Linked DNA regions of Mus musculus: region 2 is linked to region 1. Evidence: chromatin contacts called from ENCODE Hi-C or POLR2A ChIA-PET data. All regions are on one chromosome and are shown on one strand. Each heading gives the region's core, a stretch centred on a gene start or an enhancer-like site at or near the end of the contact. The rest is flanking DNA. Distances are from core to core; before and after follow the strand shown.

Region 1 (2,700 bases), core at 137-2,636:
ATAAATTTGCAGAGCCACAGACCTCCAGTGTGGCCATTGCAATGAACTGAGTTTATCTGTGAAACAGAGAAAGGTCTATTCATTTACAGCCCTATGACATTACTAACATTATGAATGAAAGGAATTTAAACAAATGTATACAGCAAATGTACATAGCAGCAGAACCCTCCCCGCACGCCCCCCCCCCCAATCATAGTTTGGGCTATAAAACAGGCTATCCCTTATTCTTTTGGTAAGGGCACGTGTGCTAGGCAAAATTGAGGCAACTTGAAATAGAGGGTTTGAGATGTTGGGAGTCCATCATTTCTGTCAAAGGTCACTCTGGTCCTTTCCTGTTTACCCCAAAGATAGAGATAGTGGCAGAATGGATTTGAGGAGCCAAAGCTGCTTCTAACAATTGAAGACGAAAATGCAGCAGCCCTTGAGACGGAGGGAAGGTGTGGCAAAGTTGAACCCTTCAAAGATAAGAGCGAGAGAGCTACTTAATTAGCCCAGACTAAATTGCTTCTTATTAACTGCACTCGGGCCAGCTGTCTTTGAAACTGCCTTGTAATCCTGGGCATGGCTTTGATTGAGAAATCTCAGTTCCCATCTTAAACCCATTTGAAGGCATCTCGGCCCAACCCCCTTCTTCCAATGCAACTCCTCTGAGCCCCCCCTTTCCATCAACATCTCCCCTACCCACCCCCCAACAAATATGAATCTCAGCAGGGCCAGCGCTCACCTTGACCACTGACACCAGAAGCTCTGCTTTCACGAAGGGCTCAGTAACAAAACCCGAGGCTTACCCTAGGCAAGCCTCCAAAAGCATTTGAGAGAAGCAGCGTAGAAAACAAAAGCAACAACCACAACCTGGGCTTACCCGTTTCTTAAAAAATTGGAACGCTGAGCATTTCTTGACCGGGAATCCATTCATGTCTTTGTTTACCATCTTCCACAGAAGGGACTTCACAGTTATAGATCCAGGGTGGCACCGGCTTGGTTTACTGCATCTGTATCCCGATCCGCCTTCCTGGAGACGGTGAATGAAGACCGAACGGGATGGAGAGGCTAACGGGGCTCAGTTTTTCACTCGCTCATCCTGCTGCGGCAGCGACTGCAGTAACTCGCCCCACTTTCAGAGGCCACTGGCAATGGCTTTTCTCTTTCCATCATTGCTTTGAAACGTAAGCATCACCACAACAGGACCCCGGGGCCGGATGGCGGGATACAGCAAATCTATCCAGAGATGCTCTGGCGGGCGCTCAGGCGAGAGCAGGGTACCGTCCCCGCCCCCAGCTACCGAGCTGCTCCCGGGCTGAGCGGGGAGCGAGCGACTCGCTCTGCTCCAGGTGATGCGCTGCTGGAGGCTGCTGGAGGAGAGCTGTTTTTGATTGTGTAGGTTCCAGTGGGAGCTGTAGTTAAGCAGCTGGGGGAAGGAGTAAGAAAGAGCTGAAGCCGGAGGGAGGGAAGGAGGAAGGGAGAGAGCCTCCTCAGAAAGGTAAATGGAAAGAGAAAGCAAGGCAGGAAGGAGCAAGGATGCATGCATGCATATGTGAGTAAGATCAGAGGATGGTCAGGAGACACAGAAAACACAGAACAACGGATTCCCTTGGGAGGGTTCTTTGAATTGGTTTTTCTTTGCAACAATGTGGTAACCAGAGTAAAATGCAGACCCAATAATGTAATTCTCAATGAAGTTCTTCAGATTCCGGTTCTGATACCAAGCCCCGGAGGCAGGGGGTGGGGGGCATCAAACGTGTTCCTGCCCTATGAAACCTTGAAAAATAAAATAATGTGCCTACACATGTGTAGCAGTGAATGGTCTCTTACTCTGTAGGGTCCTCGGATGCCCTTCCTTCCGCTGTGACATTAGAAGGAACAACTGGGGAGGTAAGCCCACCCTTTTCAACAGAGAAGCCGGCAGTAAGAGAAAATCAATGAACAGAAACAAAGTGTGCAAAACCAATAGGCAGAACCTTGCCCAGACCTTCACCAAAAATTCGTGCTGAATCCATTCAATGCTAAGGGAGTCACAGGAAGCAAGGACGAGTCTTTTTACATGCCCCAACTTATCCTGAACCTCTGCAAAGTGAATTCATTTAACAAAAACATTTAATTATGCGTAGCTCGTTTCCACTTGTGCTCTTTGATGCTGATATTTTATGAGTTTTGTTTTGTTTTTTAAATAGGATTTATAGCAAAAAGGTTTGGGGTCCCTGTTAGCATGTGGTTTTGATCAGCTACTTCACCTCCGGCTGTACTTTGGTCTATGAGATAGACATACACGATCACTCACTCACTCACTCATTCATTCACTCATTCATTAATTCAGCCACTCAATCACTTGTTTGACATCTCATTCTATTCAAATATAGCATTCAAATCCAAAACCAGTAAGCGTTCACTGGTAGGAAATACACTAGAACTATCCTTAAAAATAATTGTTGATTGAGTGCTTGCATGAAACCATGAGTTTAATCCTCAGGACCACAAAACAAGCAAACAAACAAAAGAAAAAACAAAACAGCGACAGACACTGTGGCAACATGGGATTAGAACCCCTGCAGTTGGGAGGTTAAAGGTAGGAGGATCAGAAATGCAAGCTTATCCTCAGAGTTTGAGGCCAGACTAGAATTCATGGGATCCTAGCCAGAAACAACACCCAAACAGAACAATAACAACAACAAAACCCACATTGTTACACCATTTATATGGGAA
Region 2 (2,700 bases), core at 90-2,589, 42 kb before region 1:
AAGTGTAAATCTCCCCTTGCCGCTACGAACACTGAATTATAATTTTTTTTAATTAGGTATTTTCCTCATTTACATTTCCAATGCTATCCCAAAAGTCCCCCATACCCTCCCCCACTCCCCTACCCACCCACTCCCACTTTTTGGCCCTGGCGTACCCCTGTACTGGGGCATATAAAGTTTACATGACCAATGGGCCTATTTTTCCAGTGATGGGCTACTAGGCCATCTTTTGATACATATGCAGCTAGAGACAAGAGCTCCGGGGTACTGGTTAGTTCATAATGTTGTTCCACCTATAAGTTTGCAGATCCCTTTAGCTCCTTGGGTACTTTCTCTAGCTCCTCCATTGGGAGCCCTATGATCCATCCATTAGCTGACTATGAGCATCCACATCTGTGTTTGCTAGGCCCCGGCATAGTCTCACAAGAGACACTGAATTATAATTTGAGGTGTTAATATATAAGACAGGACATGAAGCAGGGTTCTTCCAGGGTTGAAGGCCCCTGTTTCCACCAACCTGAGGCCAGTGCTGGGCAGTAAAGGTGGAACTGTGGCTACAAGGTGTCACATGAGTGGGCGAGTCCCCAGGTCTGCATTTTGGGAGGGTGGAGGGTGGGGAAAGCCAGGCAGCGAACACGGAAGCTTGAGATGGAGAGCCAACCACAGCTGCCAGAAAAGCAAAAGAAAACAATGGCTGTTGCGGATTTATTTGGAAAGTGTGTGTCCTCGATGGCTGTTACGGATTTATTTGGGAATTGTATGTCCTCTATCTGCCCAGTGTTGATTCTTTGAATCCATTGCGCATCTTTCTCTGAAGCTAAGAGAAATCTACGATTTGCGCATGTGCCAAGAGCAGACGTGTCTGCTGTTTTAAATCAGTCTGCTGTGGGCACAGTGAGGATGGGTCTCGGACGCCAAGACTTTTGACAAATCAACCCATTCCAGACCTTAATGAGAATATGGTCGCCTCTCTGCAGAGAGTGTAGCTAGGGAAGGAAGTAATCTATTTGTTCAGGGGTATTAGAGAAAAACATCACAAAAGCGACATTTTCTAGCAGGAATGGAAACGGCTGCATGCTTTTTCTTGGTTTAGTCTTCACTCTGACTTCAGTATGTTCTCTCCTGTTCCTTGCTGACGATTTTCGATTTTCGCTAGCTTCGTAGCTATGGGGCCTTAATTAAGGACAGAGTTTATGGTATTTACTTTAGCCTCAGAAATCCCTGGAGAGTGGCTGGGGTGTGAGATGTGAATACAGTCATAGACTCCCTCTCCAGCCCTGCAGCCTGGGCAAGGTGCCCTTTAAAACTGCTGAGCTGAGAGCTTCTCCATCAGGCCCCTAGGGAATTCAAGCTACAGCCCGCCCCTTGCGCTCCTGGGGGCAGCGGGAGCTGAATTGCTTGGGTGGAGGGAGGGTTGTGAGTGGCTTTGGGAATCCTCAGAGACCAGCCACAATGGCTCTGAGCTGGAGACAGCTGCAAGACTCTTCGAGATGTGAATGGCCGGATACAGAAGCAGCCCTGGTTGTGTGGCCACCTGGGCCTCGTTTTTCTTCATGGCTGCGCCATGGTTGTGAAGAGCATTGTAAACAAACGCAGACTGGAGGATATGTCCGTCTAAAACAAAGCAAGAGTTCCGTAGACGGGAGCCTGGAGGGGTCTAGTTCCAAATTAAACCGGAGTTCGGAAGCAGCTATCTTGGGAGCCTGGAGTCAAAGCTTAAGACCATAGCTAGATTTCTGGGCAGTACCTAGGTAAAACACTAAGTGTAATTCTTTGCTAAATCTAGTCTGCCTTGGTTTTTATTAATTTATTTGAAGGGAGAAAAAAAAAAAGCTATCCAGAAACCACAGTCCCCTCGGAGAGCTGCCAGATACGATTAAGGAGATTGGCCAGCTTTTAGGGATTTTCCACTTGTGGTTCTTTTTCCTATTATGTAATAGTAAACAGATATTACTCTTCATATAAGATGGCTTAGTTGATAATGATATTATCAACTGATGCGGAAAATTGATAGCTAGTCGGCACTTCTGTGTGATCCCAGCCGGCAGAGCCTGTCTGGATTTCGGGAGGGAGAGTTGCCTCTTTCTCAAAAGCCATGGGAACCAGACATAGAGCAACTGTGATTTCAGAGAGGCACCATTCATCATGGAAAACCTACTGCTTATATACTGCCATTGTAACTTCCAATTCTCCCAAGTTGGGTAGTGCCTGAGAGCCCAGCCCTTCAGAGGTTAAGGCAGGAGGATTGGAAGGAGTGTAAGGACGCCCTGGCTGAGTGCCAGGGCAGCCTGGGCGACCCAGCAAGAGCTTGTATTAAACAAAACAAACCCAATCCAATACCTCAATCCCCAACAACAAAACAAAGCAAAGAATTAAAAATAAATACATTTTAAAAAAGCCTTTAAATCCTGATATAAACCAGTTTTCTAGTGAAAACATTCAAGCAATTATAAAAGGAAGACCCTGCTCACACCGCCACCCCCACCCCCACCACCAAGTACTTGCAGACTGGGTACCTGATGGCAGACAGGTTACAGGGAATATATGGCCTCTCACGTTGGTGCCCAGAGAGCTATTCCACAGTCTCCAAAACTCTGACAATGCAGTAACATGAACTTATTCTCCTTACCTCAGCTATAGCTGCCAATCACACAACTTTTTTTTTCCCTCTGAACATCTTTATTGTGTATATGAAACCAC

Evidence for each region. A loop is a pair of places that touch in the nucleus more often than their neighbours do. ChIA-PET counts read pairs that join two places held with the same protein, here RNA polymerase II (POLR2A).
Region 2: a loop to region 1 is called in a map of left cerebral cortex, with 2.1 times the contacts of the local background. The contact joins the enhancer-like site here to the promoter of Sgk1 in region 1. A Hi-C loop is called at or near these places in 1 of 37 maps with a recorded cell type or tissue (left cerebral cortex). POLR2A ChIA-PET finds 5 or more read pairs at or near these places in 1 of 5 experiments (embryonic stem cell).

What each region holds. Positions count from the first base shown.
Region 1 is chr10:21,880,870-21,883,569 of GRCm38, reverse strand. It overlaps Sgk1 (serum/glucocorticoid regulated kinase 1), which reads right to left and starts at 1,386. Exons shown (of 14, transcript NM_001161845.2): 1 at 863-1,386. The coding sequence starts at 931. Gm46215 (a long non-coding RNA gene) reads left to right here and starts at 1,292. Exons shown (of 3, transcript XR_001779732.1): 1 at 1,292-1,377; 2 at 1,820-1,872.
Region 2 is chr10:21,922,426-21,925,125 of GRCm38, reverse strand. All of the region lies in intron 1 of Sgk1 (serum/glucocorticoid regulated kinase 1), which reads right to left. Among named protein-coding and RNA genes, the nearest start is that of Gm46215, 41 kb to the right of the region's middle. Within about 2 kb of position 1,339, at least 3 of the 3 ENCODE cell types and tissues checked have a DNase peak (open chromatin) inside an H3K27ac peak, as active enhancers do; they include left cerebral cortex, where a contact is called at or near this core.